2 separate regions of the Homo sapiens genome follow, and region 2 is linked to region 1. Evidence: read pairs that join two places in POLR2A ChIA-PET (ENCODE). Cell type or tissue: GM12878. All regions are shown on one strand.

What was found. Peaks named below come from ENCODE experiments on the same cell type or tissue, not always from the same donor. Only the 100,000 strongest peaks of a DNase experiment are listed, where the experiment ranks them.
Region 2: POLR2A ChIA-PET joins it to region 1 with 6 read pairs; 3 of 35 experiments call an interaction of 5 or more read pairs at or near these places.

The regions. Positions count from the first base shown.
Region 1 is chr19:18,372,894-18,376,893 of GRCh38, forward strand. No RefSeq gene overlaps it. Among named protein-coding and RNA genes, the nearest start is that of GDF15, 11 kb to the right of the region's middle. RefSeq lists enhancers at 559-1,758, 946-1,240, 970-1,189 and a silencer at 2,607-2,834. In GM12878, no CTCF peak of the experiment used is centred here; DNase peaks (open chromatin) are centred at 1,115, 1,229 and 1,638; H3K4me3 peaks cover 495 bases; H3K27ac peaks cover 2,542 bases.
Region 2 is chr19:18,477,065-18,481,064 of GRCh38, forward strand. The region is part of intron 1 of ELL (elongation factor for RNA polymerase II); the gene reads right to left. Among named protein-coding and RNA genes, the nearest start is that of ISYNA1, 41 kb to the left of the region's middle. RefSeq lists enhancers at 1-234, 1,490-2,392, 1,806-1,875. In GM12878, no CTCF peak of the experiment used is centred here; a DNase peak (open chromatin) is centred at 2,047; H3K27ac peaks cover 1,487 bases.

The DNA.
Region 1 (4,000 bases):
CCTGGAGGTCCCCCCTTGGGATGAGGGCTGCACAGGCAGTTAAAGGGTCCAAGGATCATCCCAGGATATGGCTGAGAGGCTGCAAGAGGCTCCATCCCCTAGAGGCCCCCTCCGCCCTCGCCTGGGTGCTCCCAGCCTTACTCAAAGGAGCAGGTCGGCCCGGTGCGTTGTCTCACACCTGCAATCCCAGTGCTTTGGGAGGCCGAGGCAGGCGGATCACTTGAGCACAGGAGTTCCAGACCAGCCTGGGCAACATAGCAAGATTCTATCTCTACAAAAGTAAAAATAAATCTTATAAAGTAGCTGTGGACTGGGCACAGTGGCTCACACCTGTAATCCCAGCACTTTGGGAGACCAAGGTGGGCAGATCACCTGAAGTCAGGAGTTTGAGACCAGCCTGGCCAACAAGGTGAAACCCCATCTCTACTAAAAATACAAAAATTAGCCAGGCATGGTGGTACACATCTGTAATCCCAGCTACTCAGGAGGCTGAGGCAGGAGAATCCCTTGAAACTGGGAAGCAGAAGTTGCAGTGAGCTGAGATCGTGCCACTGTACTCCAGCCTGGGTGACAGAGTGAGACCCTGTATCTAAAAAAATAAAATAAAAATGAAAAGATGAGGATCTTGGCCTCCATTCTTGCCCTTCCACTCCATTCCAACTGCTGAGCCTCTCACACCCTCTGTGGCTCCCTTTCGCCTACAGGAAATAGGATTTCTGTACTGGGCATTTGAACCCCATTCCCTTGTTTCTGCTGACCCCCAGCAGTCTCAATATCCCCTACTTCCTCTTCCCAGAACCACCCTCCCCAAAGCCCTTATCGATGCTTGGAGGATTCCTATGCATCCCTCAAAATCCAAGGTTTGGGAAAGATGCTGCAGTGGTCTCAAGACATCCTCAGTGTGATGACAGCCTGGGGTGGGGGTAAGGGGGCAAAGTACAGCACCAGAAATCCCAACTGAGTCCCCCCACACGTCTTCCACCTTCCCACCCTCTCTTTCGGGTTCTGGCTCCCTGCCTCCAGGCAATCACCAGTTTTTACCAGGAGTGCCTCAGACCTGCCCGGACATGTCCAAGTCCCCTAGAAGCAGGGAGGGGTGGGTGAGGCTGTCACCTCTCCCTTCCCTGTATGGTGCTGATAAGGGCGTGGGGAGGCAGAGACAGGCAGAGATAGACATGATGAGAGACAGGCAGAAATGGAGGGAGAGCCAGGGAGAGAGAGACACAAAGAGAAAAAGTGGAAATTCTCCAGATATTTTGTTTAGGGTGAGGACACGGAGACACAGAGAGGGACTTAGCCAGCTGAGGATGACGATTTGGGATGTTAGGTCACCCAGGTGCTGTGCTGTGTAACTCAGGCACAGAGCTGCCCTGTTCCGAGCCTCAGTTTACCCCTGTGACTCAGAGCAGATCTCCATACCCCCATCACAGGGCTGTGTATCCGAGCTCAGCCAGAGCCTGGCATGCAGTAGGTGCTTCATAAATACACACTGTGGACAGTAGAATTATGATGGGAGCGAGCGTGTGAACTGGGTTGCTAATGTGGAGCGTGAAGAGGGAGGCCCAGGGTTACTCGGCCAATGGGTTCCGGGCAGCAAGCACGTGGGGGAAGCCTCAGCTGACCACTTCCTGGCCAGTTTATGCAGGAACTCGCACAGCCGGTCCCTGAGGCTGAGCCCACCACTTCCGCCCCCCATGGTCCCAGCCCTGCTGACTCATACTCAGCTGCCACGGTCCGCTTTCCCTGCTGAGCACGGGGGTGGGGGCGGGGGGGAAGAGGGGGAGGGAAGGGCACCTGACCGAGGCCAGAGGCCCAGAAAGGACAGAAGGTCATGGCTGGGGAGAAGCAGGCAGGAGAACCGAGTCTTGGCCTTAACTGGCTGGCAACGTAAAACCTGCCCTCCACAAGGACAAGATGAAAACTTGGGGATTTGGAGGGGACAACAAATTAGACTCAATCACAATTTCAAACTTTTGGATGTCAATATATCCATCAAGAAATTGAAAAGAGGCCTGGCATGGTGGCCGATGCCTGTCATCCCAGCACTTTGGGAGACCAACGTCGGAGGATCACTTGAGGTCAGGAGTTCCAGACCAGCCTGGGCAACGTGGTGAGACCCGGTCTCTACAAAAAAATTTAAAAATTAGCTGGACAGGGGCCAGGCGCAGTGGCTTACGCCTGCAATCCCATCACTTTGGGAGGCCGAGGCCTGGATGACAGTGAGAGACTCTGTCTAAAAAAAAAAGGACAGGTGCGGTGCTTCGCGCCTGTAATCCCAACACTTTGGGAGGCCAAGGCAGATGGATCACCTGAGGTCAGGAGTTCGAAACCAGCCTGGCCAACATGGTGAAACCCCATCTCTACTAAAAATACAAAAATTAGCCAGGTGTGGTGGCGCATGCCTGTCGTCCCAGCTACTTGGGAGGCTGAGGCAGGAGAATCACTTGAACCCGGGAGGCAGAGGTTGCAGTGAGCCGAGATCGTGCCATTGCACTCCAGGCTAGGTGACAGACAGAAACTCTTGTCTCAAAAAAAAAAAAAAAAAAAAACCCACCAGAGATAAAAATGGGCAGCAGATGACATTGTTTACATAATACTGACCACAAACTTGATGTCCTAAAAGAACAGGGACTTCTCTCAGAGTTCTGGAAGCCAGAAGTCCGAAATCAAGGTGTCACAGCAGGACTGGTTCCTTCTGGAGGCTGTCAGGACTCAGAATGTGATACTCCAAAGTATGGCTCCTTGGCAAAAACTTTGTGGTTTTTGTTTTTAGAGACAGGGTCTTGCTCTGTCACCCAGGCTGGGGTGCAGTGGTACAATGATAGCTCACTGCAGCCTCTACCTCCTGGGCTCAAGCAATCCTCCCACCTCAGCCTCCCAAGTAGCTGGGACTACAGGCATGCGCCACCACACCTGGCTAATTACTTTTATTTTTGTAGAGATGAGGTCTCGCCGTGTTGCCCAGGCTGGTGTCAAACTTCTTCTTCTTCATTTTTTGTTTTTGAGATGGAATCTCGCTCTGTTGCCCAGGCTGGAGTGCAATGGTGTGATCTTGGCTCACAGCAACTTCCGCCTTCTGGGTTCAAGTGATTCTCCTGCCTCAGCCTCCCGAGTAGCTGGAATTACAGGCATGTACCACCGTGCCTGGCTAATTTTGTGTTTTTAGTAGAGACGGGGTTTCTCCATGTTGGTCAGGCTGGTCTTGAGCTCCTGACCTCAGGGGATCCACCTGCCTCAGCCTCCCAAAGTGCTAGGATTACAGGCGTGAGCCACCGCGCCCAGCGAAGACAGTTATTTTAAAGTATTTGTCTAGTGAGTCTGATGTGTGGGCTTCCTTAGGGATGGTTTCTGTCTGTTAATTTTGTTCCTTAAAATGCGCCACACTTTGCTGTTTCTCTGTATGCCTAGTGATGTTTTTGTTGTTGAAAAGCGAGCATTTGAATATTCTAAATTATGGTAACTCCAGAAATCAGATTCTCCACCTTCCTGAGAGTTTTGTGATTTTTGTTTCTGTTTTTAATTATGGAAGGCAGTAGCCATCTCTTTGTTTAGATAGTTTTCCAAACCGCTTTTTTTTTTTTTTTTGCAAAGACTGTATTCCGGCCGGGCCCGGTGGCTCACGCCTGTAATCCCAGCACTTTGGGAGTCCGAGGCAGGTGGATCACGAGGTCCGGAGATCGAGACCATCCTGGCTAAAACGGCAAAACCCCCCTCTCTACTAAAAATACAAAAAATTAGGTGGGCATGGTGGCGGGCACCTGTAGTCCCAGCTACTCGGGAGGCTGAGGCAGGAGAATGGCGTGAACCCGGGAGGCGGAGCTTGCAGTGAGCTGAGATCGTGCCACGGCACTCCAGCCTGGGCGACAGAGCGAGACCCTGTCTCAAAAAAAAAATAAAATAAATAAAATAAATAAATAAATAAATAAACCTGTTCCCCAAATATATATATGAAATTAAAACATGCGTGGTCATGATCAAGTTCTAATTACAGACAAAGACT
Region 2 (4,000 bases), 100 kb after region 1:
AGATGCCGACTGAACAGACAGGGGCTTTGGGACAGCTACTGTGAACTTGGAATGCTCCAAGCCTAAAGGAAAACAGCTGAAGAGGAAGACGTACGGGTATCGTGAGAGAGCCACGAGGGGCTTCTGGAGCTGAGACACGGAGGATCGGAATGAAACGGCCACTAGGTGGAAGTCACAGCAGGCACCACAGAAGAAAAGGGCAGCGAACTTGAAGACAAAGCCACAGGAGCCACCTAGATGAATCCCACAGTAAGAAGCCTACAGGAAACGAACACCACCTCGGTGACCTGCGGACGACAGCAGGGGATCCCACGTGCAAGTAACTGGAGTCCTGAGGGCAGGCGGGGGATCTGAGAAAAGAGTGGCCAGAGATTCCCAAATGTAACAAATGCTATAAATCCACAGACCCAAGAAGCCTTGTCAACCCCCAGCAGGAAAACTACCAGGTCGTGGCGCATCATGAGCAAATCAGCACAGCCACAACAGTCGCCCCAAGTGCCGAGGTGCCGACACTGCACATCAGGAGCCAGCCCCGACACTGGGAGGGCATCTTCAAAGTGCTGAGGGAGAAACACCGCCAGACCACAATTCCATGCCCAGTGAAAAGAGAAAGGGAAATAAAGATTCGCTCAAACAAATGCTGAGAGAATCTTCTGTCAGCATCTGGCCTGCACTGTGAGGAAGGTTCTAGAAGTTCTTCAGAAGGAGGGAGAGTGACCCTAAATGGACCTATGGATTTGCAGAGGATGACGCGGGCACAGTGAGCATGCATGAATAGAAAAGGCTTTTTTCTTATGATGTTTCTGCAAAAGATCATTCAAGGCATAAATTACGGTAGTGAGGCTGGGGTTTTGAATGTGGGGTGCTAAATAGATGGTGATGAGAACACAAGGACTGGGTGGGGGGGATGAGAAAAAACACAGAAAGCAGCTGGGGTGCAGTGCCCTGACAAGCCAATCAAGGGCCCAGGAGGTGAGTGTCGGCTGCAGACAGGCAGAGCCAGCTAGGTCCCTTCACGGTGGGACCAGCTGTCACCCTCTGTGCTCACCAGCCTGGCCTGGTGGGGACGCCTGACAGCATGTGGCCCACCACACCCTCTTCTGGCTGCTCCCTCCAGAGCCAACATGCGTGGTGTCATGGCCGAACCCTTGTCAGGGGGGCCAAGCGCCTCGTTACCTCATCTATGAAGCAGGACAGAGGGTCAGGAACAGACTGTAGCACAGGTGATTTCCCTGCTGCCTTAGAAGCTTTGGGGTTGGCCTCAGGCTGCATTAATTAAATAACGGGGTAACTCAGTAGCACATGACACCTGCAGGGTACTGCCCATCTCACACCCAAGAACACCCAGCAGGGGAGAGCCATGCCTCAGGCCACCGCCTGCCCAGTCTCTGTAGACCCTCTGAGGGGTCATCACCCCCACAAGTCCTCTCAGGCCCTCGAGTGGCAAAAATCCAACTTTCATTACCCAGCATGAGGTATGGAACTGGGAGCTCCTGAGATACAAAGTCACCCCCGCTGCTGTACTTCAGGCCAGGGCCCCAGGTGGGAGCTGGGGAGCCTGGTAGGGCCGCCACAGCTGGCCTGACACAGTCAGCAGGTCAGCTGGGTCTTCAAGGCCGGACAGGCAGGCACTGAGCTGTGCCGAGGCTGGTGCTCCCCAGACCCAACTGGACTTCAGACCCTGACTCGGAGAACAGACCTCAACACAGCAGGGCAGTGATGCCTGCGCCCTGCGGTCACTTGGCCTGGGCGCCCACTGGGGCTACTGAACACAGACTGGGAGACTCCTGTAGGCAGCTCCCCCTCAATGAGGACACTCCTGTAAAGACAGCAATGCCTTTGGGAAAAGGGTCGAGGGTGCAGAGCCTGGGAGGCAGTGAGAGTCCTCAATGCTGAGACAGAGGAAAGGGTGAGGAGGAACCTCTCCAGGGCCAGAATCCCCTGATCCTCTCCCCTCCGGCAAAGAGCACTTCCGGGGATGAAGCAACAGGAAGTGGCTTACGAAATCCACCTCCAGGCCGAGTGACCAGTTTACAGGAAGTGTGGTGGGTGAATCTTCCCCAGGGCACGAGGCAATGTCTGGAGCCATTTCTGGTCCTCACCACTGAGGGCGGGGACAGTCCCCACCATCTGGCTCGGGGGAGGCCAGGGATGCTGCTCAGCACACTGCAGGCAACACAGAACCTCCTGCCCCAAATGTCAAGCAGTGCAGGGGCTGAGAAGCCCTGGGCTGACCCTGCCACGGGAAGCGACCATCAGAGCAGAAAGCAGAAAAATCTATGGGAAAAAAGACCTGCTCCCTTCAACAAATATAAAATATAAATGGAAAAGTTACGGGTGAAGAAGAACGTATCTGATTGTTGGCCAGGCATGGTACCTCACACCTGTAATCCCAGCATTTTGGGAGGCTGAGGCAGGTGGACTGCTTGAGGTCAGGAGTTCAAGACCAGCCTGACCAACATGGTGAAACTCCATCTCTACTAAAAATACAAAAATTAGCCAGGCATGGTGGCATACGCCTATAATCCTAGCTACTCGGGAGCCTGAGGCAGGAGAACTGCTTGAACCCGGTAGGCGGAGGTTGCAGTGAGCTGAGATCAAGCCACTGCACTCCAGCCTGCACGACAGAGTGAGACTCCATCTCAAAAAAAAAAAAAAAAAAAAATCTAGGATTGTTTTAAAAACTCTCCAGCAAAGACAGAAACTAGGGAGAGGGCACAGTGAAGAGATGAGACACACAGACAGATGGACGGGGCCCAATCTGGCCAGGTCCCAGGATACCTGCTACCAGCCTGGGGACAATGAGGCCCAAGGCAGCAGGTGCCAAGGCTGCCCCAAAGACACATGATCCTTCCCACCACCCTCCAGAAGCACCCACTCAGCAGAAGTGCCCACTCTCCCCAGGCAGCACGTTCTCCCTGCTGTCTACTGGGCAAGGCCTGCCACCCCACCCCTGATGCAGGAAATGACAGAAAGGAATGCATCTGTTCCTTCTTCAGAAGTCCATCTTGCTGACTCTCCCAAGCACCAGTGTCAGCACACACGTCCTGATCTTACAGAGCTGGGTCACCCTGCCAAGCCACGGCGTGTGGTCCAGCAGAGGGAAGGTGAAGTCCCGGGAAGAGCCCTGGACGGTGGCCTCCCCACAACAGGCCCCCCCTTTCCAGTAAAGCACAAATGATTGGGAAACGCTATTCAGGAATCCTCCTTGAGACTTCCTGGCAGGACTGGAGCAGGACATTGAGGCCACGGAGAGTTTAGACAGTGACTGAGTGGGGCTGTCTCCGTGAACTACAAAACAAAGGAAGATCTGCCCAGTGAGCTTGGTTGGCTCAGGGACGAGCTAGGGAACTTGGACAGACACATTGTGGACCTCACTGGTTCCAGCCTAGGGAACCAGGTGGCCACGGTCAGGGCAGAGCAGAGGGCAGGACCCACGGCAGCTCCTCTGCCAGCCTGGGAGGACAGATGGTGTGTTCAGCAGGCCAGGTGGGCCTGTAAGAGCAGGAAAGGGACTCCAACTGGCTACAAGCCAAGTGTAATTCAGTGGCCGGCATAGCAAGTATTTTTTTTCTTTCTTTCTTTTTGGAGATAAGCTCTCACTCTGTCACCCAGGCTGGAGTGCGGTGGTGTGAACACGGCTCACTGCAGCTTCGACCTTCTAGGCTCAGGTGATCCTCCTGCCTCAGCTCCCGAGTAGCTGGGACCACAGGCACACACCAACACACCTGGCTAATTTTTCTATTTTCTGTAGAGATAGGGTTTTGCCATGTTGCCCAGGCTGGACTTGAACTCCTAGGTTCAAGCAACTCGACAGACTCAGCCTCCCAAAGTGCCAGGATTACAGGTGTGAGCCACCGCACCCAGCCCGCAGCAGATATTTCTATCTGCATTCACGAAGGTGCATAGAAAGCTTATGGAAAAGGGTTTTTCAGAAATCTTGTAGACAAAAATATGCAGATTGCCCAAAACTGTGGCCTCTACACGCTCCACGCACCTT